3 separate regions of the Mus musculus genome follow, and regions 1 and 2 are each linked to region 3. A link is a loop called in an ENCODE intact Hi-C map of the cell type or tissue named here. Cell type or tissue: left cerebral cortex. All regions are shown on one strand. Each heading gives the region's core, and the rest is flanking DNA. Links, peaks and the distances in the headings are about the cores only. Region 1 holds the start of Asic2 (acid-sensing (proton-gated) ion channel 2). Region 2 overlaps Asic2 (acid-sensing (proton-gated) ion channel 2). Region 3 overlaps Asic2 (acid-sensing (proton-gated) ion channel 2).

Region 1 (10,108 bases), core at 957-8,956, 57 kb before region 3:
GTTATTATGGGGAGATCATAGTGTTAAATTTTTGTTTCTTGGTGGAGAGGGTGTGCTGGTCAGATTATGCACAATCTTAAAGATTTGTTTGGCTCTCCAAGCAAATCCATCAGGAAGAAACAGTTAAGTCATGTGAGCCATGGTGTGGGAGGAACAAGGGGATGGAGCTGAGCTCTCTGAATGCAAACCACCATCTCCTCCTCCTCCTCCTCCTCCTCCTCCTCCTCCTCCTCTTCCTCCTCCTCCTCCCCCTCCTCCTCCTCCTCTTCCTCCTCCTCCTCCTTCTCCTCCTCCTCTTCCTCCTCTTCCTCTTCCTCCTCCTCTTCCTCCTCCTCCCCCTCCTCCTCCTCCTCCTCTTCCTCTTCCTCCTCCTTCTTTTCCTCCTCCTCCTCCTCCTCTTCCTCCTACTTCTTCTCCTCCTCCTCCTCTTCCTCCTCCTCCTTCTCCTCCTCCTCTTCCTCCTCCTCTTCCTCTTCCTCCTCCTCTTCCTCCTCCTCCTCCTCCTCCTCCTCCTCCTTCTTCTTCTTCTTCTTCTTCTTCTTCTTCTTCTTCTTCTTCTTCTTAGCTGTATGACTTCAAGGAAATAACTTAAGCTTTCTGTGGTCTCTTTGAAGTAAATAAAAGAATATTTTTCTAGATGGATTAAACACTTAGAACACTTATCAAACTTACTTCAGTGTAAAGCATTTGGAATCTTCCCTATGGATTAGGAAGGAAGAATGATGGTGATGATGATAATGACAACGGTGGAGATAATAATTGTAATGGCGGGGGTGGCAGTGATATCTATTATAATGCTATTTAAAGAGGCAACACAGCCAGGAGTGGTGGTGCATGCCTTTAATCCCAGCACTCGGGAGGCAGAGACAGGTGCATTTCTGAGTTCGAGGCCAGCCTGGTCTACAAAGTGAGTTCCAGAACAGCCAGAGCTATACATAGAAACCCTGTCTCAAATAACCAAAAAAATAGGCAACACATAGGAGAGAAAACCTAGACACTGGGAAGACTTAGAACTCACTTTGATTCTGCTCCAAGCTGTTAGTTCAGCAAAATTCCTTCCCTAAAGGGTTAGAGATGGAAATAAAGCAAAATATGTCTTATTCTATGCTTGGCATGCAATATATTTTTGTAGGCATATCATTTTCTTTCCCCTCTTTTCCTGTATTACTGTGTGTCATCAATGTGCCTGGACAGTGAGATGAGAGGCAGGAACATAAATATGAATGAGATGTAATTTCTGTCCTCAAAAGGCTCAGAGCCCTCAAGAAAGACTTGGACACACACAAGGACACTGTGCTATGGCTAGAACTATCACTGTGACATCAGCACAAGGCGTGATTGTATTGGGATCGTAGCGAAAGACCAATCATCAGCAAGAACCGAGGGAATCATCCCTTAGGAGGCAATGGGATTTGGAAGGAGAATTTTGCTGGGCTGACTGAAGAGGGCAGGGCATCTCAGTCAGCCTAGGGGGCAGGCTGAAACATGTGGTCACCAGAGAGACAGTAGTCTTTGCTTGGAGTCACATTCTCTGTTTCTTTGCCAAGATCCATGGAGGCCAAAGCAGGATCTCCCTACTCGCTTGTACCTGCTCCATATGGAGAATGGACAGGGAAAGACGGGGTAACGGTGACAATTGATCAGCCCTCACTGGCATGTGTATACCTCAAGAAGTATACAGCCAGGAAAGAAAAGCCTATAACCGCAGAATCAACCAGAATGACTTCTGACAAAACAGAGCATAGTTCCACTCCAGAGTAAGGATGCTGGGAGATGTCACATGCTTGTTTTAGCTCCTTTAACAGTAGCTGCTTCCAGGCCTCTAGGCTACCACCTTGGCTAGAAGAGGTCCCTGAATTCCCAGGCAGGGATCCTCGGTCTAAGCCAGAATTATTAGAATAGGAGGTTTTTGTTGGGAGTACAGTACACTGGCACCTTCAGAACTTCCTGCCAAAGCCAACAACTGACAGGTGCTTTCAGGGAAACCAAATCCACAGCTGAATCTCAGCATTGCTCAGCAGCAACAGTTTCTTCTCCAGGAATATGAGCAAGGTAGTGGTGGCACACAACTTTCATCTCAGCACTCTAGCGGCAGAGGCAAGTAGATCTCTGAGTTTGAGGCCAGCCTGGTCTACAGTGCAAGTTTCAGGACAGCCAAAGCTACACAGAAAAACACTGTCTTGAAAAACAGAAGAAGGAGGAGGAGAGGAAGAAGGGGGAGGAAGAGGAAGAAGAGGAAAAAGAGGAGGAGGAAGAGGTGGAGGTCTTCAGGTATGTGTAGCTGTGCCCTAGAGAGTGAGCACGGACATCCATATACATAATACGTGTGCATCGTGTGTATATATACATGATTGTGAATGAATTCATTGTGGGTAATATATGGTTGTATGGTTGTGTATATTTATATACTGTGTGTATATATACACACAATATACAGTATGCATTGAATGCACATGCAAGATTGCAGCATGTATGTTTGTATGTATGTTCAAATGTGTCAAATTTTGTATTATGTGTCAAATGTATTTGTGCAGTTGTGTGAACCTGGTAGGGCATGTGTATATATAGTGTGTGCTTGGGTACATGGACATGTGTGCTGAGTGCATATGTGTGGTGTATGAATGGGAGATGAGGGGCTCAGAGACCATCTTCTCCAGTGTTTAGATACAAGGAGTTGCTTCATGGAAAGAAAGCCCCCAGGCCAGTGGGAATAGAATATCCACTCTAGTCCTCTGCATCCTTCATAGAAACCTCCTGGTCATTTCACAAATCTTCCTAAATCCCACAAAAGCTGTGAATTCACCTTTGTTCCCAAGTCTTTCGTCCTCCAGTTTCCTGTCCCAGAATTCTGATACTCCACTAACTGGGGTGTCTGTCTTCTTGTGCTTTGGGTCCTTCATCCATTCCATCTACTCTCAGAAATGTCTGGAAATTCTTTTATCCCAAAGGTAAGGAACTCGGAGGGCTGCCTGTCTCAGTGATGTTTAGAAAGTATGTGTAGAGTTCTTTTGTGAACCCTGCATGCCAAGGCAGCCATAAGAGCAGGACCCCAGAGGCCAGCCTGGTCTACAAAGTGAGTTCCAGGACAGCCAGGGCTATACAGAGAAACCCTGTCTCAAACAAAACAAACAAAACAAAACAGCAGGACCCCAGCCCTGATCCAGAGGCTGAAAACCACAAGACCCTCTGAGACAGTAAAAACTGTCAGGGCTTTGTGATCTGAGCCTTGAACCCAGCTAACCACTGCCCAACTGTGCCCTTTTGGGCAAGCTTTAGCCTCCCTCACATCACTTAGAAAATGGAGCCAGTTGTATCTAGAAACCACATTCAGTCCCCCCACCCCGACCGAAAGTTTAAGCAGAATATTTAAAAGGCAGTATCAAAAGTTTAAAATGTCCAGGAGTTATTGAAAGCCTTGGGTGCTTTGTGGAGTCTCTTGACTTGGGACGACATCCCCTTTCTTACTCTCCCTTCTCTTCACATCCAGGGAGAGCTACTTTTGCCTGGCTTAACACCTCCAGAGAAAGGGGTTGGGGCACTTGATAAATTTCTAGAGGCAGAAGAGAGGAGCTGTCCCCTTGAGTCCATCCTGCCACAAGTCCTGTAAGTTTTCCCAGTAACTGGTCACATAGCCCTTCCTAAAAGAAATTCATACACATGCAAATCGGAAACTATACTCATTCATACCCACAGCCAAGGATGTGCACACATAGAACATACAGCCCATCACAGGCACTCGTCTACTTATGACACATCCAGCAGCCGCAGCACATCAACCCACAGGCAGCTTCACGAATTGAAGACTTGGCACAAACGCCGGTTCACATATAAACAGTTCACATCCTACACACACCCCTGCACGACACCGCACTCACACTTGCTCAAGTGCCCACGCTGCACAGTCCCATCTCTCTCCAGCCCATTTCACACGCCCAGGCATCCCTTCACATTTCTTTGCACACGGCTTGCACATAAACACAGCATTCTTACTACTCTCCATCTCTTCCACAAGCCGGTACAACCGACCACATCTGTGCTGCCCCCAACCCCCCCCCCCCGCCCCAACATCCCCTGCAACTTCAACAAGAGGCTTCCCGCTTGGTGTGCAGCGGCCACAGTGGCCAGGAATTAAAATGCAGCAAGGAGGAGCCGGGAGCGTCAGAACCGCGTCTCCAGGAGCGCACAGCGCTCGCCTCGGCCGCCGCCGCCCCGCCCGCCCGGAGCCGCGGGGCCAGCGAGCGCAGTAGCAGGTGCTCAGAGCCCAGCAGCGCCAGCCGCGCCAGCCTCGCGCGGCTGCTGCCCAAGTTCGCCCGGGGCCCGAGGAGGGCCGGGCTACCGAGAGAGGAGAGCAGCCGCCGCCACTGTCACCGCCATCGTGGACTTGGAGTCTTGAGAGGAGACGGGCCCACCGGAGCTGCGAGCTTCGATGAGCAGCGAGTCCGGATCAGCCTCAGGAGGTGTTGCTTGGGCTCCGCAGTTCCCAGCTCCCGTCTCCCAGAGAGAATAAGAGGCAAGGAACAGCATAGCCGGGTTTTTCTAAAGACGATCCGTGCCGAGAGGAAAAGCGATAGTTTCCCAGCACCAGCAACCTTGGAGGGGCCCAGCAGCGAGCAGCTTTCCGCAGGACGCCTTGAGAAGCCCCCGCCCCAGACGACAGTAGACACCCCGCGGGACTCAGGACTTGGGGAAGCCTGGGAGCGTCTCAGCAGAAAGCAGCTCCGGCAGCCGTGAGAAAGAAGGGTCCTGGAGGAAAGGGAAGGTGCAAGTCGCCACTCGGCGACCACTCACCCCAGTACACACCCACCCCACCCGCCGAGCCTGGAGCCGCGGAGTGCCTCTGGGGGCGCTCGTTCCTTGGCGCCTTCCCTCGCATGTCCCAGCACCACTGGGCTAAGGGCCAGACTAGTGGGGTCCCCGGGACTGGCCAAACCAGGCATGGTGGCCCAGTGGTCTCTCTCTCAGGATCAGCGTAAAAACTGGGGTTAGTCCGTGCAGGGGGGACTCATCTCAGGGTCCCCCGAGGTCCAGGACCAGGATAGGTCGGCGGGCACAGAGCCCAGGGATTGGAGAGGCGGCTCCCAATGGGGCCCCTCCGGAGGTAGTGCCCAGTGACTCTCGTCCTTCTGGAAGACTCGGGGCCAGCAGAGCCTGGGGGTGGGGGGTAGTTAGGAGAGGCCAGAGCTAGGGGCGGCGGGCCGAGGCGGCACTCAGTCCCGGGCGAGCGCCCGCGGAGGCGGCGGCGGCGACGCCGGGAGGGCATGCCGCGCCACCGGAGCTCCTGTCGGGAGCAGGCTTCCCTGGCACAAGCTGCGCGCGGCTGCTGCTGCTCCCACTGCTGCTGCGGACTCCCATGGCGGCTCCGCCCGGCCGGGGCCGCCGCCGCTGTCGCCAGCCTCGGGCTGAATGAATGAGCCGGAGCGGCGGAGCCCGGCTGCCGGCGACCGCGCTCAGCGGCCCGGGACGCTTCCGTATGGCCCGCGAGCAGCCGGCGCCCGCGGCGGTGGCGGCAGCTAGGCAGCCCGGGGGCGACCGGAGCGGCGATCGGGAGCTGCAGGGGCCAGGGGTCGCCCGCAGGGGGCGGCCGTCCCTGAGTCGCACTAAATTGCACGGGCTGCGGCACATGTGCGCGGGGCGCACGGCGGCGGGAGGCTCTTTCCAGCGGCGGGCGCTGTGGGTGCTGGCCTTCTGCACGTCCCTTGGCTTGCTGTTGTCCTGGTCCTCGAACCGCCTGCTCTACTGGCTCAGTTTCCCGTCACACACGCGAGTGCACCGCGAGTGGAGCCGCCAGCTGCCGTTCCCCGCTGTCACCGTGTGCAACAACAACCCCCTGCGCTTCCCGCGCCTCTCCAAGGGGGACCTCTACTACGCGGGCCACTGGCTAGGACTGCTGCTGCCCAACCGCACCGCGCGCCCGCTGGTCAGCGAGCTGCTGCGGGGCGACGAGCCGCGCAGACAGTGGTTCCGCAAGCTGGCCGACTTCCGCCTCTTCCTGCCGCCGCGCCACTTCGAGGGCATCAGCGCTGCCTTCATGGACCGTCTGGGCCACCAGCTGGAGGACATGCTGCTCTCCTGCAAGTACCGGGGCGAGCTCTGTGGCCCGCACAACTTCTCCTCAGTGAGTTGCCCTCCGCGCGAACCCGCCCTTTCTGACCCCGCGCTTCCCAGGAGTCCTGAGGCTCTTAGGTGGGCCCCAGGGACTGGACACCAGGCCCCTGTGAGTGTCACTACTTCCTGACTGGGTGTCACCTCTCCTCAGTGCCCAGGAAGAAGCCACTCTCGAATCCCCTGAGTCTTCAGGTGGTGGGAAACTTGGGCTTGGCTCTGTCTAGGAAGTCATCTTAATGCTGTTAGCGTCTCCTTGTACAGTTCCTTCCGGTGTCAGCTCTCAAACTCCTCCTTCTACTCTCTGTGGTCCCTTCTCTAAATAGTGACCCACACACACACCCGAGGTTCACGGGACCCAAAGCTACTGCTCTCTGTTTGGTCTCTAGAGTTGCCTTAAATGGGAGGCTTGTTCTCTTTGGGGAGAACCAATACAAAACCCTTCAAAAGAAATGGGCTAACAAGGTGTTTTAGGACCTCTGTTTAAGATCCTAAACAGCTTATTATTTCAGAGTTCCGCACGGAGTCTAGGAGAAAACTCCCAAGGACAGCAATGAACACCAAAGCTGTGGGCCCCTTTTTAAGGCAGTGGCAACTTTCTGCTCATTGGAAAACAAAAACCAAAAAAAAAAAAAAAAAAAAAAACAAAACAAAACAAAAAAAAAACCAAAACAAACAAACCAAAAAACAAAAACAAAAACAAAAACAAAAAAACAAAAAAACAAACAAACACCGCTCCATGAGCACACCCACCCACCTTGCTCCTCTTACTGACTGAAGGAATATCCTTAGGTGGGAAAGTTGCAGCCAGCAGGCTCAGAAATGCAAACAGCCAGGGCCAAAAGAAGCTGTGCTAGAGATTTGTGAGCCATTTGCTGTACTGGTTCCCGCACACTGTGGGTCTGGAGAACGCAGATGTCAGGCAGAAGGTATCTGCCTTGTGCAGTCTGTCTCCGAAGAGCTCTGGTGCCAGGACCCGGCATGGTGCAAGCCTGTCCAACCTTTGCTGTGTAAACGCCCCTTAGGTGGGCTCTGGCTTTTCTACCAGTGCAGAGAAGGTTGGTGTGCATTCGTGAGTAGTACTCTCAGAAGGATCGCTCTTCCGGATTTTTGTCTCTGACAAAGCTTTTCCTGGGATGGCAGAGTTGCCACGGTTGCAACAGGTGTTGGCTTGATGCGGGTCATTCTAGGTCTCTGATTGGCTGTTCTGGTTATCTCTTGCCTGAGATTCCACCCTTAGCTTCAGTCTTGACTCTGTTGATTTTTGCTGTCGGACTGAGTATAGAGTAATTCTGACTTATCCCTCTCTAACACATCCCATGCTGGGAAATGGCGAGAGTTTCAGCTGGCCTTCCGACCATCTCATCTGAGACTCCCTGCCTCTGTAAGCAGGGAGTGCTGCTAACATACACTTATACAAAGCTCCCTCCTGAACCTCAAGCATGGTGCATAAAAGCCAAAGAATACAGGCAGCAACCCTTGTGGTCAGTTGGATTTTGGCCGAACACTGGTGAGCAAGCTCTAGAGTTAGACTGAAGTTCAAGATTACATTTAAGTACAAGCTCTAAGTTGTACAACACACAACCTCTTCGATGCAATTTTGTGTTGGTCGATTATTGGTTTACTAAGCAGTTTGGATTGCCTTCTGACGGCCAGGGTTGCCTTCCGATATCACAGCAGACCTGACTTAGCAATGGCTTTCATCCTTATATTTTTAAATGAGGAGGGAACTGTAAAGAGCACTCTCTTCCTTGACATCAGCAAGTTCAAATTCTAACTTAGTATACCACCAAAATCATTACACGGAAGCCACGGGGAACCTTCCTCTCTGATCCTGGGCCTACCTGCTATCAGAAAAACCTGCCTGAGTAAGACTCAGGCCTCCTCCCCCACAAGTCTGGCACCTCCCAGAAGGTAGAAGAATGGAATAGGAGCCATCTCAGGTGGTCTACATAGATAAAGTCTAACCTGAGTCTACATGCTGAGGACATACGACCAAGACAGGCATGGGCATGAGTTGTGTGGGATGGGAGATAAGGAGCTGAGGAAAGGGGGTAAAAGTACTACCCGTTGTGCCCTGGGAACTCAAAGTGACCTCTGGTAGCTTATCATTCTGTTCCTGTCCTGGGAGTTTCAGGCCCTATAACAAGGCATGCTTTGGGCTGCTGTTTTTCTAGCTGAAGACTTCAAGAAGTGCTTTCAGGGAAATTTCTCAACACTGAGAAGACCCCGTCAGAAACTCTAACTGCCTGCTCTCTGGTGGAGCCTTTGCCATCCTTGATGGAGTGGCCCTGTGATGTAGTAGCTGAGGGTAGGAATTCTTGGGCCACATGGCTGTTCAGATTCTGAGTCTCCCTCTCCTTCTCCCTCTCCCTCTCCTTCTCTCTCTCCATGTGTGTGTGTGTGTGTGTGTGTGTGTGTGTGTGTGTGTGTGTGTGTGTGAAAGAGGGAGAGATGTGTGTGTGAAAAGAGAGAAAGGAGGAGGAATAGGATGATTTATTTTGGCTTGGAGTCTTTCCTGATGACCCCAACCAGCATCACACACACACACACACACACACACACACACACACACACACACACACACACACACACCAAAAACAAAACCCATAGACAGGTTTGTTCCCGTTTTTCTCTATTCCCCTGTGTATCTCAATGTACCTGCTAAGACTGCTTGCTTCTCCCTTAGCCAAGGGAAAGAACTGTGTGTAGTTTGCTGCTGTCTTCCCAGCACAGAACCTGACACATAGTGGATGCCCAGGAAAGCCTTGAAAAATGAGTATTTTCACGAGGTATCTGCAGGATCGTGTCTTCTGGGGCCTTGGTTGACTTCCTCTAGCAAATACTGTAAACTGCACTTCCAGGGGGAAGCTGGCGGCCTGTGGCACGAGAAGCAGGCTATAAATTACTGGACACCTGTAATTCTCACATTTTAAGATGGTAGAGCAACAAGTGAAGGGTGGAGCGTTTATGGGGGACTTTCAGGGAAGGGAGCAGCTGTCTCTCGTTAGTCCCATGTCTGAAAACAAACACCAGTAGGAGAGAAACGTAATGCCGAGGGCAGTGTGTTGGGCTAATTTGCCAGGCACACTCTGGGCGTGTTCACTGATGGCTCTGGATTTGTTGAAGCCGAGGAAGGTTTCACCATTCGACAGTCAAATGGAGCGGTGCCTGCTTCTTCTGAAAGCCTGTGTTGTTTCCCTGGCATCGGCTGTGAACTTCAGCTCTGCTCTGGCTCCTTTGTAGCTCCTGGCAGTGGAGAGAGTAGTCTGGGCATGAGGCAGAGCTCTGAGGCAGAGCTCTGAGAGCCCGGGGTGGGGTGGGGGGCTTAAAAGAGAAACCAAAAGGCTGGAAATAGGAACAGACAAGCCATTGCATGGTAGGTTCTACATCAAGAACAAGGGGTCATTGCCCTCTCTGGGAAACAGCATGCTTCAGGAGGGCAAGTCAAACAGACCTGGTCTTGGGCTTTAGGTCTGTTCCTTCCTACCAATATTCCCTGGGCAGACACTTAGCTTCTGAGCTTCCAGTAATAAGGTCTCTGTCTTAGAGGTAAGAAGAGATAACTTGGATGGCAGTAGATGCTTAGTATTCAGGAGCCATTACTAAAGTATTAAAAAAAAATAATAGCTAGGCACCATGTGCATGGTACATGGTGGTAAGAGGTTCTAAGTACTATCACCATAATTACCCTGTCTTTCCTTGGCTACTTACCTGGGAGAGATGGGCATGTTCGTTCTTATTTTAGTTCTCGAATCAACCATGTGGACTCTGTGCCGAGGTCTTTATTGGATGCTAGAGGTATAAAATAAAATAAGGCTTGGTAAACACCCTTCAGCAATTTGCAAGAGTTGTGTGAACCAGAGCTAAGGACATACAGAGAGGGCTCCAGAGCAGAGTGGGGACCTCCGATGGCTTCCTGGAGGAGGTGACATCTGAGATGAATCTTAAAGACTACATAGGAGTTCCAGACAAGAGGAAGGGACAAAGAAAGGCTCAAAGGAAC
Region 2 (10,108 bases), core at 986-8,985, 86 kb after region 3:
CCGGCAGAGCCCGCAAAATACAGCCAGGAGGCTAGCGGTCTGGTCCCTGGTGTCCTCTGAAGCAATTGGAGATGCAAATAAGCCACACAGTAATTCCGCATAAGTTTCAACTTTTCTTCCAGATTCACAACCCACCTGTTATGAAATTAAAGAGGATCTATTTTTTAATTAATGTGACGGTAATTAGCAGAAAGTTCAGATGTTTAGAGTGAAGCCTACACAAGAGGAGATGAGCACTGAATAAAGAGTGTAATTTTACTTCACCAAAAGCTCAGAGGGTGCATGGGATTCTGCACTGTGCCTTCCTGACTCCATGGTTACCTGCAGCTGTGTTTGGAACTGACTCCCAAGATGCGTGTCTTGTCTTCAAAACAAAGAGAGCCTTGGGTCTGATAGGCTTCTGTTTGAAGCCCACATAGCCATTAGGCTGTGTGACCTGGAGAAAGTTTCTTAACTTCCCTGAGCCCTGACTTCTCTAGAGAGAAAATAACACCTTCCTCTCCAAGCTTTGTCACTATATCATGGGGTAAACATGGCCTGGCCGGCCGGATCCAATACCTTTGTTGAGTCACTTTAACTCCTAGATAAAGTGAGGTTCTTTATGCATCCTGGTACTTGCCCTACTAAGCTTGCCACAGCTGGAATGACCTGGAGCCTCCCTGAACCTCTGTAAAGCAAAGATGATGCTAGTGTCTGCCACACAGGACCAACGTGAGGGTCATGCTGTGGGAGTCTATGATTCAAGGAAAGTCTCCAGGTAGGTGACAGTAAAAAAAAAAATGAACCCTAAATCTGAGTGGTTCCTATCACTCTTGCCAGGCAAAAGGCTCTGAAGGCAGGAAGGCGGCTCACTAAGCAGTTCTCATGTGCTGAGATAGTTATACATCCTAGATATGAACTCAGAGCTGCATCAGCCCTGACTCCAGAACCATTATGCTAGAGATGAGAACACTACAATAACCTCCAAAGGTCATATGGGAGTCACTGGTGTGCATAAAATCAACAGTGATGTCACTGCTTTGATTAAAGAAAGAGCATCTTATTCATCAATAAACCCTGGACCAAGTTACAGCCACTAGCAAGGAAGCTTTAACTCCTGGGCATATTCCACAAAGATAAAGAACAGCCTTTCCTAGGGGGTTTGGGCATTTACCCAGAAGCATGCGATCCAATATCCGATCCTGTCCATTCTGGAATATTCTGTGATTCTCCGTCAGTTCTCTGAACAGCGGGAAAGGCAGCGTGCCAAAGAAACACACACCTGTGCTGGGCAGGTGGTGGGAGGGCTCTGTTGTCATGAAAGGAAATAAAATTCATTTTTCTTCAATTGCCGTCACTTCTCAGTAATTACCTGGATGCTAATGCCTTCTATGAAGGTTCCTCTAAGCCATCATTGAACTTTAATAAGGTGTGTGTGTGTGTGTGTGTGTGTGTGTGTGTGTGTGTGTGTGTGTAGTTACAGCCAAACAAGATGGCTATCTGGAGCTGAGATGTCAGGGGAGTTGGGTGCTCACTGTCAACGCCCTCAACATGAGGAAGAAGTTCATTAATAGTTGAGAGCTGTCACTGCTTTCTCAAAATTAATGAGTATCTAAACGTATTAAAGCAATTACCTTAAAATAATTAGCAAGCACTTGATTCATTGTTGGGAACCTCTCAGATTATCTGGAAATGCAAAAGGACCCAAGGAAATGTGATGCGGTGAGCCGGGCTAGCATCCTTTCCTTCAACAATGGTGCTTTCAGAAGCAGGTGGGAAGATGGAGAGAAGCTCCCAAGAAAGGGGAGGGAGAAGACACAGCAGAGTGAAATATGTGCCAACTTTCATCCTCGCTATTAATCAAATCGATAATTAATTAAAGCAACAATAAGACCCCATATTTTACCTAGAAAATTGGCAAAGGGCTTTTTTGTTTTGTTTTTGCTGAGCTGGGGGAGAAAGACACCGATACAATGGATATATGGAAGTTCCTGCTCCTCATAGCTAATATATACTAAGCACCTACTGTATAGGTGGCACAGCAGGGTGACGTCAGTGCACATATAACTCGTCCACATTCAAGGACGACTGCAAGCCGCCACCACCTCAATTATGGCTTACCTCCAGAACGGAGTAGTTTGTAACAGCTGGGTGAAGGTTGTGTTTTTTTAGCAACTGAATAATGGCATAGGGAAATGGTCACATTCTGATGCTAATTGGAAAAGGTAGGATAGTAGCTTGTCAAAGACCAGTCCTCCTTGAGATCCACAAGGGGTGGGCTCTGAGACACCCCCATCCCTCCCACCCCTTCTGAAGATATCAACGCCTGCAGGGGCTCAAGAGCCTTGCATAGAATTCTGAAATGATAACATATTTGCAGAGAATCCAAGCATCTTCTCCCATATGTTTTAAATAGTCTCTAGAGTCTCTGTAACACCCTCATGAATGTACATGTTATGTAAATAGGTGTTCTGCTATACTGTTTAAGGAACAACAACAATAAAAAACTGCATGTGTTCAGTACAGGTGAAATTGTTTTCTAATATTTTTTGATCTGCAGTTGGTTAAATTCGTGGATATGGAACCCACAGATGTGGGGGGCTGGCTCCGTGTGGTTCTGTATATGCTCGGAAAAAAATATATATATAGTTAGAGAAGTACTAAAGCATTCCGATTATTGCTCTGTGCTGGGAATATAGCGAGCTTTTATTTTCTCCTGTTGTTTCTGTATTTTTCTGTTTCTCTGCAAAACAAAATAGCAATCTAAAACTGAGATGTCAGGGAAACGCTTTCAACTTTTTATTTTATTACTTATTATTATTTTTATAATAAAATGCTGTTAGCTAATATTGCCTGAGAGCTGAGAGGGACATTCATCTGAATGCTTTTAAGCTTAGCCATTTAATCCCCACAATAAAGCAATAAAGGAGGTACCGGTGGGTCATGCAGTATATAAGTGAGAAACGTGAACCATGGAGAGCGTTGGTAAGAGGCATAGAATGTCGGGGTGGGACTGGAGTTTGAGCCCGTGCAGATGAACCTCTGACCCTAGGACCTTAATCACCATGCATACAGTCCACTCCAATATTATGGGGTGCATGGCACAGACCAAACAAAGTCTACAAAAGCCAAATGACCTTGACTTGAGCCCTAATTTTGCTGCTTCCTGTGTGACTTTGAGCACTTGCTTTCTCCTCACTGAGCCTCAACTGTCTATGAAATGGGTTTAATAATCACTGCCCTGGCTAATATGGGGAGTGTATGACGTGTGTCTGTGGTTCTTTGAACACTATGATGAACATAAACTTAATGTCTAATCAATTCCCTGAAAGCATGAGGGCCTAGGAAATGATACAGCAAATGTAAGGTGCCTTGTTAACTGTGCGCGCACTGCTTCACAGATCAGCTCTTCTTGCCTTTCTGGTCCTAAGTGGAAAAAGCCTTGTTCTACTCCCATCGGTCCCTCTCCAGGCTTTTCTTCCTCTCTGTTCAGTAGGCATCATAGCTTCTTGACTTCCAAAGTTGCCCCTGAATGGGCTCCCTGGGATTCTAAGCAGACACCACACGCCTTGCAGTCTATGAGAAAGTCAGTACCCAACGGGGCTGCTGCAACCTGGAGAGGGAAACCCGCAAGTCTGAGCTGGATTCAGGTCCAGGGGCTCACAAACGTGAGCACTTAAGAGGGGTGGTGAGAAGTTGGGGGTTCGGCTCAGGTAGTAGGGTGCTTGTTCTGATGCACAAAGCTTTAGGTTCATCCCGGGCACCCACACACCCATCATCTTAGCATTCGGAAGACAGAAGCAAGAGAATCAGAAGCTGAAGGTCATCCTGGCTTAGAGCGAGTTTGACACCAGCCTGGGATGCTGGAAACCCAGTCTCAAATAAACATGCAGGAGCCATGACGAATATGCGCACTGTGCTCAATAAATCTTAGCCCCCTTCCTTCCTCTGCCTGCCAGCTAAGTTGGCACTGGCCCCAAATTTCACAGTAGTGTGAGGTCATTTTTGCTCATTAGAAAAATCATTAGCAGATCCTCCCTCAATTAAAACCTACGGTAGAAACATCAGGAAAGATTGCCTTGCCTCCTCTGTGCTGCTACCGCGGCTGTTTCCCTGGGACAAACCTGCTGTGTCTCATTAACTGGGAAAAACTGACAGGGAGTTGAAACTTGCAGAGAAAGTTGCCTGAAGATGCTTGAAGCTCTGACCCAAGTAGGTGTATGTGTGCGTGTTAGTGAACTTGTAGCTGCCACTACGTGACACAAACACTCGTCCTCCTGCCTTTCCAGACTTTAAGCAAGGATGAACTTGCATGAGAACAGTGAGATGTGTTTCTGTCTTCAGTAAATTGAAATGTGCAGTTACTAAACCACCTCCAATGTTGCTTCTGCTTGCTTCCCTCTCCTCTTGCTTTTAATCTCTCTCTCTCTCTCTCTCTCTCTCTCTCTCTCTCTCTCTCTCTCTCTTTCTCTCTCTCTCTCTCTCTCTGTATCTCTCTCTTTCTCATAATTGACTTTTTTTTCTATATATTCTAAAGCATTTGAGTTTTCTCAATTTTTCTGCAACAATCAAAGAAACCTTCCTCCCACCCACTGCTTCCCTTCAATGGGTTCTGGTTAACGTAGCCTCTCCTAGATTGAGATATTATCCATCCTTGTTTCAAATGTAGAACCGAAACAATCAAGTGCGTTTTCAGAATGGGGAAAGCAGTTCTTCCAAAGGTGTCAAGAAGCAAAACAAAGCAGATGCAACCGAAAGCAGAGTGGCCCGGTTGGGTTGTGGCCTCAGTTGACATCAGCCTGGGAGGCTGCCCCAGGTTGAGTTCATGGGAGATGGTCCCCCTCTGTCAACAGGGACTGAACTCATAAAAGCTCCCAAGAAGGCAGCTTCAGTTCTGTTTCTCATGGAGGAGTCTAAGTCCTTCTAGATGCTTCCTCCTTCCCTCCTTCCTGTGTAGACCTTCTGATTCAACTCTTTGGAGTTGAATCAGAAGTCACGGTACAGGAGATCATGACATGGGTGTGCAAATGAATGAAAGGTATTAGGTAAAGGTTATGCTTTCAAAGTACCAAACCCAGAATTTAGCCAAAGATTTTCTTACTCATTCATTCATTCATTCATTCATTCATTCATTCATTCTAGCCCTGCAGATGGTACATCTCCCTCTTTCCTCCCCCAAGTAATTTCCAGGGATTTGTCACTGGCCCCGAGGTGGAGGGCTGAAGTTGAGCTCCCTGTACCCATTTCTGTCGTGAAATGCAGCACTTGCCCGCGGCTATTGAAGAATGTTTTTGAGACTAAATTAGAATCTGCTCAAGTGACTGAGACCGAGAATGCTGAGAGGACGCTTTGCTTCAACAGTGCGGTTCGTTTTGAAAGCTTCCGCCTCCGCTTGCTGTGGGTGTCTACCAGCTCTGCCTCTGAGCTGGCAGTGGCAGTTGGGCAAAGGGCTCTGTGGGACATGGCTTCAACCTTACTGGGGCCCGATCCCTGGAAATCAATTCTTTCAACAGAAAATCAAGAGAGAAGATTGTTGAAATGGCTCAGTCAACGGCCCACAACACAAACAGGAGGATCTGAGTTCAATACCCAGCACCAACGTAAAAAAAAATGTAACCTTAGTGTGATGGGGGCACAGACAAGTGGGTCCCCGGAGCTCAGTAGCTAAGCAGGCTTGCCAATCTGTAAGTGCTGGCTTCAGTGAGAAACCCTGTCTCAAAGATAAAGTAGAGGGTAATAGAAGAAGACATCATCATCACCACCACCACCATCATCATCATCAATTTTAAAAAGGAACCCAAGGACAAAATCTCCTATTGGTGTGTGAATTGCAGAAGCTTGATGTGTTTAACATATCTAACCTACTGGACATGCAAACTTAACACAGCCTACATTAATGATAAGCAGAACACTTCCAATAGCCTGCAATTTCTCAAATCACCTAGCACAAAGCCTACACTACAGTAAAGCACTGGATAGTTCATTCAATGCATTGAACACAGGCAATACAGGTAACTGTAGCATGTTGTTAACCTTCATGGTCATACACGAGCGAGACCTCAGACTTGGCTGCCACCACCAGCTTCATCAGATAGCGCTGCATTGTATACTATTAGCCTAGAAAAAAGTGAGAACTCAGGATTTGAAGTGCATCTCTCCCTAGCTGCTTATCACCATTGCAAAGTCAGGGGCCATCTAGATTTCAATACTTGTGGGAAGGGAATGGCCAGCATGTAAGAGCCACTGCTCTGGGCCTGTCATTCAACTGCCATGCCATCAACTCCTCCCAACGGTGTCATGAGTTAAGGATTAGCCTCCATTTTTATAAATGGAGAAATTGAGATTGGAGGGATGTAAGTAGAGATCACTAAATCCAAGAAGTGTACTACATCTGTGCTAGCTGGCTGAAGAAGCAGTTGGCAGAGATTGGTCCCAGGGATTAGTAACTACTGCTTTCTAGGGATGAGGAAGAAGAGAAAAGTGGCGTAGTCAGTGTGGGGTCATGAGATGCTGCAGGGAAGGCGCTGAGAAGATGATACAGGCAGGAAGGTGGTTGCTCAGAATACAGACAGGGACCCAGAGGAGGAGAGGTAGAGGGTAACTGGTTCTGCTGTAGCGCTGGAGGGAACAAAAGAGCTAAAGAGGCTAGGAATGCAGACTGGAGCTACAAAAAATGGTGGATGATGGTCCTTTTTCCAGTATCCTTCAAGGCCAGCCCAACATTCCAGTCTCCTGCAAGACATAGCTTCACAATGTGGCTTGCGAAGTTCTTGGGAGAGAAACTGGAAAGGTGGACTTGGAGCTGAGGCAGTGCATGTAAGTGGAAAGCCCGGATAGCCCATAAGAAGGTAGTCTGTGTACATAGAATGAATCCATTTCTCTTTTATGTCTCACAAGACACCATTAATTATTCTCTCTTCCCATCGCCAACCCCTGTGAGCTTCTTGATTTATACATGAAAAGGGATGAGAAAACACCTATGCCCTGGAGTTCAGAAAGCACCCCACCCACTGTCTCAGAACCATGAACAGTGAAACTGTAGCCCCATGAACTCACGCTTACTAGCTGTAAAAGGTGGAATTCACATCTCCCTTGTAGTTGTCCTGGTTAACAACAGAGAAGAAGCAATCATGGAGGGTCTTCTGTGTTTGGTTGGCTCTGCTGCAGTATTTTCAGGGGTGAATTTTACAAGAGGATTGGAGCCCACATCCACATCCTTGAGTTGCCACTTAGTCCCTACACCGATGCGCACACATCAGTGTGAATGGCTCAGCTCACTAGCTTCCACGAGTCTGAGTCAGCTTCATACCTCCTCTGTGGTCAAGTCCCACCCTACTTCAGGCAGCTTTTTTGTGGTCCACTGGTTGCCTGAGATCCACACATTGTTCAGGGATGTGTCCCCACAATTTCTTTCTGTAATCCACACCTTAAATTAAAACTTTTGTTCTTAACAGAAAACAAATTGCAGCTGGCCTGGGCAAGGGGGAAAAAGTTAGTAAAAAGAATGTGAGGGGCTCTCAAGGTCCAAGAGCTGTTGAGCTCTCTGAAGAGTTGAAGTGTGTCATGGGGATGCAAGAAAGACATTGGACATGGTTTCACTGTTTTTTAACTTCCTCTTCCTCCTTCTCTTCCTTCTCTTCCTCCTTCTCTTCCTTCTCTTCCTCCTCATCCTCTTCCTATTCTTCCTCCTCCTTCTCCTCCTCATCTTCTTTCCTCCTCCCTCCTCCTCTTCTTCCTCTCTCCATTTATTCTAGCCCTCTTCTGCCCATACTGTACAAGGGCAAGATAGACAGTAATGTGTCTGATGTGGGCATAAAAGTACTAAGCTCTTCCAAATCCATCTGGAAAAGGTCCATGAAGAAAACTTGTTCCAGTCGGGTGTCCACCCTGGGGCAGTCACCTGAAGCAAGAGGGCAAGTTGTGTGAGGACAGTTCCTAGAAAATGGGAGCAGTTTCTGGCAAGAGAGAGCAACTTGTGGGGCCATGTCATTACAGGCCTACTGTGTGTACTTCACTGAATGGTGCGCCACAGCCTACCCCTTTGTGCATAAATTTTCTCCACAATTAGGCTAAGTTCTTTTAATATATGTTCCCAGGTATGGAATACTAACTTTGAATTTAAGAGCTTTCTAAAAAAATATTATCCAAATATTAGTACTGAGTTTACTACTGTTGCTATGGGAACATCTTGTTGGTTGCTAGGAAATTGTTAAAAGATTGAGCATATCAATGTAGACTAATAAAATGCTGTGGTGACCAGTGGTCTACAGATAATTTTTCACTGGCTCTGTGACCTTGGACCAGTTGTTCATTAGTTCTGGCCATTCTTTGTGCTCCCCTAAATGGAGATAATCATAGTATTTCTAACTGAATTATATTGAGAATAAGGTGACACATATGTAAAGAAAACTAATTCTTGCAATTTTGGCATGAACAAGCCTTCAATAAACTGCAGTTTTAAAAGTATATTTCAAGAATATTTAAAGCATATAGTGACTCCCTTTTATCATGAAATTAATAGTGTTCAAAATGGTTAATTCTTAGCCATGTAGAATGCAAACGACCTTGACCCAGTTCCAGCTTGTAGCTGCTCTTAAATGGATCCATCAAAAATGTCTAGAATTCAATATATTGGCATTTCACCTGCTTGGTCACCATCTAGGAAGAACAAAGGATGTATGTGAACAGCCAGTGCTCTGTAGCCTCAATCAGTACTACCAGGTAGCAAACAGGAGCCTTCAAAGGTGCAGAAAATAGGCAAAACTAAACATTTCTGCCAAGAAAAGCTCATTATACTCCATTCTCCTCTCGTCCCATCCCCGAGCCTTTGGTGAACCTGTTGAGTTCTATGTTGAAAACAATGAAGAAGTATTAGGACACTCTGGGATTCAAAAAGACAACAGGTCTGCTGGTCAGCACCATGGACAGTGGCATCTAGCTTGTGACTGCTCTGGCAACATCAAGGGCTCCAGTTCACCATCTATAAGACACTCATAGGTGGTCTCCATACCAGGAAACATTGTTACACATCTCAAATGGTTATTGTTAGTACTTTAAGATGTAGGACCAATGGTATGTTTTCCCAGTGAGACACAAAGGAAGTGGTCAGTTCTTCCTGAGTAGGGGCTGTGATCATCAAACTGAGTTTGGGGAAGTGGAGTCATGTGATCTGGGGGAGGCTGTACGATCTGGGCAAAGAATCTCCTGTTCAAAGACCCCCAGCCTCTCTTGATCTCCCTTCTCCATGTTCTCTCCAGAGAAACATCCTGCTCTGCATCTCTGATGACTTCTGCCTGGGCATACATTGACCTACCATAGTCCAAATTCCTGGGGCAGGAGTTTAATCCTTATGAAAGGATACAGCTAGCCTTTGAAGGTAGAGAATGGATCTATAAACGTTCAGAGGAAGCTAGGAGATAAGAGTGGATTCATCTCAGCACGCTGGCTCTTAACTCTTCCATCTGAGTCTCTTTTAGAACAACCGAATCCTCTAGGTAGAGATGTTGCCTCCAGATAACATGGAGCTTATAGTTAATGAGCTGGGTGTTCCAGACCTCTGAGCACAGTCTCAGCCTACTTTTGGAGTCCTCCCTTTATTGCATTGGTCCCTCCATTCCCAAGAGAATTCTGCCTTGCTATTCACTTAGTTATTAACTCATTTTTATTTATTTTTTTCAATTTGTTATTAGATATTTTCTTCATTTACATTTCAAATGCTATCCCAAAAGTCCCCTATATCCTCCCCCCGCCCTGCTCCCCTACCTACCCACTCCCACTTCTTGACCCTGGCTTTCCCCTGTACTGGGGCATATAAAGTTTGCAAGACCAAGGGGCCTCTCTTCACAATGATGGCCGACTAGGCCATCTTCTGATACATATGCAGCTAGAGACACGAGCTCTGGGTGTACTAGTTAGTTCATATTGTTGTTCCACCTATAGGGTTACAGACCCCTTCAGCTCCTTGGGTACTTTCTCTAGCTCCTCCATTGGGGGCCCTGTGTTCCATCCAATAGATGACTGTGAGCATCCACTTCTGTATTTGCCAGGCACTGGCATAGCCTCACAAGAGACAGCTATATCAGGGTCCTTTCAGCAAAATCTTGCTGGCATATGTAATAGTGTCTGCGTT
Region 3 (10,108 bases), core at 1,451-9,450:
GCCCTAGCCCAGCTCAGTTGCAAAGTCCAGGAGGATTGGGTCACATGTTCCTCAGATGAAGCTCCCAGTGTGGACACAACCCACGAGCATAGTAGATTCATAGAGTAAGTGTCCCGGGTCTAAAGATTATTAAGGTCTCCAAGAATACCCAATAATTCACCTGTTTTCTGCTAAGGCTGAGGACCACCAGAAAGATAATATTAAAAACTAAATGCATTGTGTTGACTTTAGGGATGGAATATGTCTGTGGGAAATGACTCTCCCCCTCCCCCCCACCTAGTTCTGACTTCTACAGACTCACTTCACAATGGTGGGCAGCAGACTGCGACAGTGCCCCCTCGTTGTGGAGGGAAGAAAGGCTGAGTCCTGGATGAATGAAACTCTCACAGTGGGAAGGGAATCACAGAGGAAACGTTGCCTTTCCTTCGTTATGTTTCTATCCTGTATTTTCTTCTGAACAAGAACTGATATTCTGCAAATCATATTAATTAGGCACCCAATAACCAGTTAACCCATTCGTCAAGCAGGATCCTTGAGAGATGATATCGTGCTTGAAGCAGGAGGAATCTGGGTGAAGACCTACATTTAAATACAGCTCTGCTGCAAGCTAGCCATGCAAGCTTTAACCCTTAACCACGGGACTTCTGTGTCCCGTGCTATCCTGAAACATGCTCTCCACCTCACGGCATAGCCTTGGTAGCCAATGAGATCACACTTATGCTGCTGCATTGTGACTAGTGTGTGTGTGTGGGGGGGTGTTCTTCAGAATGTTAGAGGTACCCAAATTTCTAAGAACACAGATGCTGCTGTGCCAGTGTCCCACTTTTGATTTTTTTCTTGGGAGACCCAACCATAAAATGTACAGAGAGCATGCTTAGAAGGACATCTTGTCTGAGGGAGGAGGATGCATGAACTAGCAAGATAAAGGCTCAGCGTGGGGCAAGAGATACCTGACTTAGTCAGGGTTTCTATTCCTGCACAAACATCATCACCAAGAAGCAAGTAGGGGAGGAAAGGGTTCATTTGGCTTACACTTCCATATTGCTGTTCATCACCAAGGAAGTCAGGACTGGAACTCAAGCAGGTCAAGGAAGCAAGAGCTGATGCAGAGGCCATGGAGGGATGTTCCTTACTGGCTTGCTTCCCCTGGCTTGCTCAGCCTTCTCTCTTTTAGAACCCAAGATTACCAGTTCAGACGTGGTCCCACCCACAAGGGGCCTTTCCCCCTTAATCACTAATTGAGAAAATGCCTTATAGTTGAATCTCATGGAGGCATTTCCTCAACTGAAGCTCCTTTTTCTGTGATAACTCCAGCTGTGTCAAGTTGACACAAAACTAGCCAGTACAATACCCTACTCTTGATTCTAGCTATTTCTGTTCTGGTTCTTGCCAGCCTCTGGTCACCTCTTACAGCCTTGAAAAGCAGACCAGGCAAGTAGCCTAGTTCAATGACAAACCCTCCTCCAGACTGAGAACTCCAGGTCTAAACTAGCACAAAGTCTGGCAGAGCCTCTAAGATGTGCTCAGTATTTGCTTTCTGACCTGTTGCCCAACATCCATACCTCTTCCATCTCCCTGACAGGTGGTTGGCTGTGTGCAAGAAGCCTTTCTCTATTCAGTCTCAACAAAGGGCAGCCATTTGGGGGGAGGGTTTGGGTAGCATCCCCAGTTATAGCAGGGCCTGAGAATCCTCTCCAAAGCTGGGGTCCAAAGAAAGAGCTTTAGGTCTCTGGGCTTGATGTGGGAGACCAACCTGCCCTACCTTGGACCCCTACCTTGGAAGGGAAGGAGAGGAAGCAGGAGTTGTTAGGGGGCAGGTATCTATTCCTATCTAGAACTACTTTAAGTGTTCCTGCTGCTACCCTGTGGTCAGCATCAAGTAAAGTGGGAGATGAGAAACACTGGGAAGGGCTGTGTCAGAAGAGCTCCAGTAAGTGAGATCTAACCCAGTCCCTGGAAGTCAGCGTGGCTTCCTAGAGGGAGGAGCACATACAGAGGCTTGGAAGCTAAGGAGACTTAAAGAGACCTTGTAGAAGAAGCTGGCACAGCACTAAGTGGGACAGAACATTTCTCACCACCTGGGTTTGAGGTAGTTGGACACAGCTCTATGGCCTTGTCTTCTGACCAGGAACCATGCTTAAAAATTAGAATCACTTTTTCATGTGTATGGGGAAACATTTACTGAGACCCTATGTGTCATACTAGACACAATGACATGGAGACACATCAGGACCCCTTTCAAGGGTTCATCCATTTGGCAAATGTTTATTGAACACATACTGTGTGCTGGGCACAGCTCAAGACACAGATTGTACAGCAGTGGGCCAAGCAGACAAGAAGTCCATGGCCTGCAGAGCCCTCACTCCCCTAGGGCTGAGGATCACAATTTTAACTGGAGTGTTCAGGAAAGACCTGGGATTTACATAGCAATTTGGATAAGGGGAATTGGTGAGATTGGTGCATATTAGGCTCAGGAATGGGCTGTGGGTATTCCAGGTCCAAGAACAAAAGACATAAATAGCTAAGAGTAGTGTGGGCTGGGCTGTCGAGTACAAAAGGAAGAAGAGGCTAACACTGAGTGAGCATAGGAAACAGAAGAGGTGAAGCCACATCCCACAAGGACAGTGGGCCACTATGGATATGTGCCCAGAGGGGGCAAAATGTGGAGAGCTGCACAAGTTGAGCATAGAATCAGTGGCCAACATGTTGTCACTTCAATGACAAGAATAGCCCAAGGGAGGCCACAGAGGAAAGAGAAGCAAGGAGGAGGCAGAGAATCTCTGTAGTCAGAGCCTCAGCACTGCCCAGAGCCATGCCATCATCCTTCACAGAGTGTCCAGGTCCTCAGCATCTCTCAGGGTGAGTGATGGATCCCAGGGCAGCCTCAGGGTCCACAAGACTGTCAGTGCTGGGGTGAGGCTCCTCCAAGGCCCTCTCCTGAACAGCTCTGCCTTGTGGCCTGCGGGGTTGTTTGTTACCAGCCTACCAGCACATTACTTCAGACCCCTGTGCAGGTCCCTGGGGCAGCAGACTCTGACTGCCTTCACCCTGCCGCCTAACTCCAGCTCCAACTCTCATCGGCTGGCTGGGTCTGCATCATAATGACTTCGGCATTCTGTGGCCCAGTTTCTTCATTTGTAAAATGAGATAATAATAGCTCCCAGGCCAGTGGGGGAGGATTCAGTGAAGTGACAGATGACAAGCTTCTGACACAGCAACAGTGATGACTGTTGGGAGAAGCAGTGGTGACTAGAGGGGGCGCCAGGACCCTATAGAGTATGCCCTGTCCCTCACCCTGGGAACAGCCCAGGACAGACTCCAGACAAACAATGGGATCCCCACTGTGTGCCCACTGTACATCTCTTTTCATTCTCCTTAACTCTGCTGGTAATACCCACCAGCATCTATTGTACTTATTGACCACATAAGCCAGCTGAAGCCTGGGGCCATCAACGAACATGTCCAAGGTCAAACATTTAAGTGGCAACATCAGGTCTGCTTCATTCCAGAAATCAATGCCTGTGTCACTCAAACCCTGCTACATGTAGTTCTGACTCTTGCTAGAGTTGCTACTTTGAGCCCAACCTTACAGGGCATCCGTCAAGCCCAGCTAACTCCCCTGGCAGGAGCGCATGCTGAAAACCAACAAGAACTTCCCTGTCTCTAACGGCCACTTCTGCTGGCGCAGGTGTCAGGCCATTTAGTAGCACTGTGTTTGACATAACTGAACTCTCCATGTCCGTACACTAAGATGTGCCTGGGTCCCAGGGCTGCCTCACCAGAACGGCACAGAATATGTGATCTGAATAACAGAAACATGTCTTCTCAAAATGGGATGATGGCAACCTAAAATACAGCTTTGGGTGGGGCCATGTCCTAGAAGGTTCCACGGAGGATTCCTACGGCCTCTCCCAGTCTTGCCTCCATGGTCTTAGCTTCTTTTTTGTTTTGTTTTTTTGTTTGTTTGTTTGTTTGTTTTGTTTTTCGAGACATGGTTTCTCTGTGTAGCTCTGGCTATCCTGGAGCTCACTTTGTAGACCAGGCTGGCCTCGAACTCAGAAATCCGCCTGCCTCTGCCTCCCGAGTGCTGGGATTAAAGGCGTGCGCCACCACGCCTGGCGACGGTCTTAGCTTCTTGTTGTGTGTCTTGGAGTTCAGATCTCTTTGACTTTATGTAAAGAGAAGTCATGGCAGGCAAGTGAGAGTGAGCTTATCTCAGGACTCTTAACTCACCACACGTACAAGGACCCTATTTCCAAACAAGGTACACTTTAAGGTTCCAGATGGTCACTTTTAAATCCTCCTTCTGACTTCTCAAAAGCCTCCTTTTGTCCTATATGCTCACCCAATACATTCACCCAGTATAACCCCTAAATCTTAATAAACCCTGATATTACCTCCAAAGTTCTACAAACTGCCAACTCAGAAAGCCCCCAATTTCATCATTTGTACATCAAATAAATGCATGACTCTGAAGCTGATAAAATCCGAGACAAATTTCTCATGTAGCTAGCTAGCTCCAAGGAAGAGTCCAGGACTCCTCAGCAACAAGAAAAAAGAAAAAAAGAAAAAAGGTTGTTCACCAAGGTCAGCTAGGGGCTTCCTTGTCCTCTGTAGACCCATGCTGGGGCTTGGTCCAGGGAGCAGCAGAGTAAACACTGGAGAAGAATGCTGGGTGAGAGCTGAGCTCAGGTCACCCACGGGTTTCCCTGGCCCCTAAACCCCTCCTCCCCTACCTCCTACACTCACAGAATTTACTTCTGTCTTGACTCATTCTAAAAATGATTTGTGGTAGAAATAGAGCAGGAGTTCTCAGGGCTGGAAAGAACCACTTCCCACCCCACGCATGAGTCATCCCCGCTCGGCTCTCCTCGGCTCTCTGGCCAGCCTTCCAACACTGCCAATAAAGGGAACTCCCTCTCCAGCCAGCCAGCATGGATGCAGGCAGTAGTGTCTCCATGCAGCTCACCTGCACCTAGATGAACGCAGACCCTGGCAAAGAGAAAGGGGAGGGTACCGGTCCCGGGAGGCTTTGCCTAGGTGTGTAATTCTAACGGTGAGTGACATCACGTGGGGTGATGGTGTCCCCTGTCTCTGTGGACATGTGTATCTTAGCTCTTGGATTCCAGTGTTTCATGTTGACCCTCACTTTCACATGACAGAGGCAGGTGAGTAAAAGCGAGAAGAAAGGGTCTGCGCTTTGTGTCCTGACAAGAGGGAACCAGAACGAACCAGGAGAAGGTAGAAGGGAAGTAATGACAGCTTTATCTCTGGCCTCAGCCAGAGCCCACGGGAACCCTTGGGAGCTATGGTCTAAATGCTTGCACCCTATCTCCCTCCCTTCCAAGATTGCTATTTATGAAGTTTGTGCTAGAGAGCAATGCATCAAACAATTAATTTTTTTTCTAATTGCAAAAGCAAAAACAAAAGACCCACCCTCATAATGTTTTAAGTACATTTATAAATTCGTATATGGTCACATTTCCAGCAACCCTGGGGTGCTCACAGCCCAGTGCTATTTGTCTGACATGCCCACCTACATAATATATTAGATTAGAAGATAGGGGTCTTAGTGAGGCAATTAAGTTGTGAGGTTGGAACTCTCTTGACTGGGATTAGTGCTCTGATGAAAAGAGGCCCCCAGGACTTCCGTCCCCATCACTTCCTTGTAAGGGCAGCAAGGATCAAGACGTGATCTTGAACTTCCCAACTTCCCATGCCATGAACACTTAAGAGCTGCCTAAGCCATCGAGACTGGGGCACTGGTGTTGTAGCAGTGTGGAGAAATTAAGAGAAAACACATCAAAGCTGTGGTGCTCACAGCCCAGAGGTGGATGAACCCTTTGATGTCCCTCATTCCATAGCACAGGGTCAGCAACCCATCCACAAATCACTATGTCAACAGGCAGTCACTGAGGATGCTCAGCAGTCCAGCCATGATGATATCTCATTGTCCTTTGCAGAGGTTAGAAGAAGCCCGACCAGAATTGGCAACCTCTGGGGCCCCAATTTTTAGGAAAATACAGGGAGGGACTCTTTCTGCCCAAACCTCGTAAAAAATGGATGGTGTAGTTGTATAACAACCATGGCTTTTTACGAACTTCACCTTCCTTTTAAAAAGCTGCTAACTTCAAAGGAAAAAGATCGCTCCAGGCATTGCAGTGGTTGTAATAAAATGCATTCCCCAGAAACTGCTGGCTCTGTTTCGGCCTCAGACAAGGAGTGGTCACGTGGGTGCCCACGTGCAGGCTGCCTTGTTGGTGACAGGTTTTAATCTCCCTGCACTGATGTATTCTGAAGATTTCCCACCCATGGCCATGACCTACTTTCCTTTTACAGGATGGTATCCAGGACTTGGCGGGGGTGCCCTGCTTAAAGAAAACCGAGTCCTGAAGCCAGGCTGGGATGCATAGAGACCAAAGTGTCTCTTGGTAATCTGATTTATCAAAAGGAATTGTGTGTGTGTGTCTGTGTGTGTGTGTGTGTGTGTGTGTGTGTGTGTGTCTGTGTGTGTGTTGGCTAGACAGCTCAATGAATTAAGAGGTTGCCACCCAGACATGAGTAGTAGAGTTCGAATCTCTAGAACCCATATAGAAATCTGGCAGATGTGGTACCCATCTCTCATCCCAATACTTAGGAAGTCAAAAGGGGATCCATGGGGCAAGTAGGCTTGCTAGGCTAACCAGAAGTGGCAGGCTTAGGTTCAAGAGATTTGACTTAATAAATAAAGTGGAGAGTGATCAAGGTAACTTTGGACATCCAGACGTAATCTCATATACTTGCACATACACACATATGCCCACAAGTATGGGGCCACACAAGAGCACTACACCCACACCCATGCAAAACACACACACACACAACTAGCTCCCCAAGCCATTTATCACCAAGTTAAAATTGAGGTGCCAGGCTTTCCAATGCTTTGTGTAAAGCAACCTCAGCCTTTGTCTACCCAGGCCAAAGCTGCCCAAGGAAACAACAGAGCAGAGAGATGGGCAGAGCTCATCTCATGGCTCTTGCAGAAAGCATGCCACAAGGACTGTTCCAGCTGCTGGATAGCCAGGGTCCCACAGCTCCATGTGTCTGTGTGGGATTTAACTCCTGGTTCTAGTGCCATTTCCATTGTGAAAGTCTGGAAAGAGCATATGCAGATATGAATTGGGTCTGTAGTAGAAGTCAACTTGGGAGACAACACCCAAGAGAAGTCCTGTGGTATATGTCTCTAAAGCAAAATGCCCTAGGAGCTATTTTACTGTCTCTCCCCACTTCCTCTCCCCTCCCCTCCCCTCCCCCTCCCCTCCCCTTCCCCCTCCCCTCCTCTTCCCCCTTCCTCTCCCTCTCCATCCATTCACTGGAGTAGTAGGCTATAGAGACATTGGAAAAGAAAAACGTGGGATTTAGGATGAAAACTTAAACACCAAATCCTACATTGTTAGAAGGGACCCTTGAGTGTCATCTAGCACAGCTGTTTTCAAAACAGGCCCCAAACCACTAGGGATATGTGACCACCTTCCCCAGAGTACACAAGCCCAGAAAGTGATTAAACTAATCAATTTCCAGATCCCCAGTTTCCATGTGGCTTAGCCAAATTCCTGGAAACTCTCCATAGCTACCTTCAAAGGAAAAGCAGGCCTCACCACTCTAAGGGTAGAGTTGGGGTGGGGGGGGGCATGGGGTGGTAATGAGAGTTTCCTGGTACTAGCCAATGGGACCATTCGAGAATGAACTGCCCCAGAGGAAGAAGGCCCCCAAGCACAAACACTTGTAAGAAATAAGTAAGTGCCTTCAACCAGCCCACTGTATCTATCTCAGCTCCCAGGGAGTCTGCGATTTCCATGGAAATACACACTTAGTATGTTCATTTGAACCGAAATGTTAACATCTGACTTTTCTGGATGACCAGCAATAGCAACAAGTCAAAAAAGACTTTTAGATTAAGGTTCTAGAGAAAAATATATGTAAAACATGAATGCAAATTAAATCCTATTAGGATGCTGCCTATGGACATTTGAGGCAGGTCTGAGTCTGCTGGAGCTACTATGACAAAAAGCCACAGACTGAGAGGTTTAAGCTACAGAGAGTTATTTCTTGCAGAACCTGCAAGATGGAGGAGATTCAATGATGGGAAGAAGACACTAGCTGGTTTGATTGTTGGAGAGGGAGGGCTCTGTTCTTCCTACACCTCTCCCTTCCTTGTTCTTTTTGGTGCCGGGATCTGAAGCTAAGCCTTGCTCTTCTTGTAAACTCAAAGAATACTAATCACATCCTTTACATGGTTGGACATGCCATAGTCAACAGATACTTGTACAAATACTTAGAATACAAAGAGATTGTGGTTCCAGGTGTGGTGGCACATACCTGCTATCCCAGCAACAGAGAGGTGGGGACAGGACAGGTCAAGAGTTTAAGGCCAGCCTCAGCTATGAAATGTTATAAGATCCACTTGGGCTACAAAGCACCCCAAAGCCCCTACATCTTCCCTTCATTTCGCAGAGAGAGGCCTTCCATTTCCCAGGATCTGGGTGTCTAGTATTGAGCTCATGGCAGGAGGCATTTGATAAATATTTCATCATTGTAATTTTGAGACAGTACATTGCCTAAGCCCACATAGACAGTGAGTAGGAGTCTCTAGAACATGTGGCAGGCTGGGTTGATGATTCTGGTTGTTCACTGTAATATCCCATTAAGGTACTTACATCAGCATCAATAATTCTCCCAGCACTAGCAAGCTGGCAACCTGACTTCCTATGGGCCGATGAGGAGATTGTGTCTCAGACAGTGGGATTGCTTAAAGTAAATGGCATAGCTGGAATGGGTCCCTGGGCCTGCCTCACTCCAAAGTCTTTGCCAGTGTAACCATGGCTTCCAGAACTGACTGTGGGGGAACATTGCTAAAGTCCAAGGAGACACTTTGTACCACCTACAGGGGCTTGGGGGGGGTGTCACCTGGAGATCGGCTTCTTTGGTCTGCAGCTTCCTAGAGCACAGTGTGGTTACTATAGACAGCTATGCAAGGAATGTGTGAATCAGACAGAATTTACCTTAAGGCTTGCCTGTGTGTGAGACAATGAGCATATCCCTGAGAAGGAACGTGTGTGTGTGTGTGTGTGTGTGTGTGTGTGTGTGTGTGTGTGTGTGTGTGTGTGTGTGTGATGTATGCATGAGGTATACTCAAGTGCATACATGTGTGTATCCCAAACCATCTCCTTATCTTCTGGACCCATTTTCATTCCACTTCATTTAGAAATCAGGGCTTTACCATTAACTCCCTCATCTACTCCATGTGTCATGAGTCAGTCGCTACTGCCCCCAGCTGTATTTGTCTGGTACATGTGGACATCATTGCCCCCATTTCACAGCAGGGAAAACAGATGCTTGGGGAGACTATACAACATTTTCCAGCCCAGCCAGCTGAGGAAGTAGCAAAGCCAAGCTGGAGACCTGGCTCCCGAGTCCATGTTCCTGCTCTGTGCGTTCAGATCTCCAGCCTCCAGTTTTGTCAGCAGAGCAAGCAATGGAGGCAAGATGAAAGGGCCATGGATGTCCATGGTAACCATGGCTTCTGATCTGGTAGACAGGGCTCCTTCACCTGGCTGTTCATATGCTGCCATTGCCTCCCAGCACAGGAAGACAGGAAGGAATGGCTCTGTACAGAGTTGGTAGAGCATAAAGTAGAACCCAGAGTTGGCCGCTGTTATCCGGGAATGACCACTTGCCAGCCATCAGCCCCGCAGGGACTCTGAATATCTACTAGACAGAGGTAGAGGTTCCTAGTCAGCCTGTGACTGTGCATCACAGAGCTATTAAACCAGCAAAGGTCCCATCTGGAATGCAGGAAACAGCAGATGCTCGACTTGAGCAGCCTAGCATGGTCCCCAGAGGTTGATATGGTTCCCAGAACAACAGCCACTCAGGACTGGAAAAGACCCCAAAGGTCATGTGGTCCAAAAGTCCACCCAGGGGACTGCCCACTCCTTTCTTGAATAGCTTGGGCACCAGGATGCTCACTCCCTCCTACATAGCCAGGCTTAGAAAGTCTGATCGCAATACCTTCATTGTACAGATGGAGACATTCTCAAAAGTGGAAAGACAGCTTGTCCCAAGGTTA

What was found. Peaks named below come from ENCODE experiments on the same cell type or tissue, not always from the same donor. Only the 100,000 strongest peaks of a DNase experiment are listed, where the experiment ranks them.
Region 1: a loop joins it to region 3, with 4 times the contacts of the local background. A loop is called at or near these places in 3 of 42 quality-filtered maps.
Region 2: it touches region 3 in a loop (2.2-fold over the local background); 2 of 42 quality-filtered maps call a loop at or near these places.

What each region holds. Positions count from the first base shown.
Region 1 is chr11:81,147,765-81,157,872 of GRCm38, reverse strand. Asic2 (acid-sensing (proton-gated) ion channel 2) reads left to right here and starts at 4,970. Exons shown (of 10, transcript NM_007384.3): 1 at 4,970-6,115. The coding sequence starts at 5,408. It overlaps Gm51910 (a long non-coding RNA gene), which reads right to left. Exons shown (of 3, transcript XR_003949744.1): 2 at 9,817-9,897; 3 at 6,140-9,351. In left cerebral cortex, for the core only: CTCF peaks have their summits at 4,121, 4,833 and 5,579 (motif pointing right); DNase peaks (open chromatin) are centred at 4,872, 5,642, 7,078, 8,277 and 2 more places; H3K4me3 peaks cover 4,012 bases; H3K27ac peaks cover 2,257 bases.
Region 2 is chr11:81,004,820-81,014,927 of GRCm38, reverse strand. The region is part of intron 1 of Asic2 (acid-sensing (proton-gated) ion channel 2); the gene reads left to right. Among named protein-coding and RNA genes, the nearest start is that of Gm51909, 110 kb to the right of the region's middle. In left cerebral cortex, for the core only: no CTCF peak of the experiment used is centred there; DNase peaks (open chromatin) are centred at 4,063 and 5,330.
Region 3 is chr11:81,090,889-81,100,996 of GRCm38, reverse strand. The region is part of intron 1 of Asic2 (acid-sensing (proton-gated) ion channel 2); the gene reads left to right. Among named protein-coding and RNA genes, the nearest start is that of Gm51910, 39 kb to the left of the region's middle. In left cerebral cortex, for the core only: no CTCF peak of the experiment used is centred there; DNase peaks (open chromatin) are centred at 3,108, 4,824, 6,273, 8,709 and 1 more place; H3K27ac peaks cover 501 bases.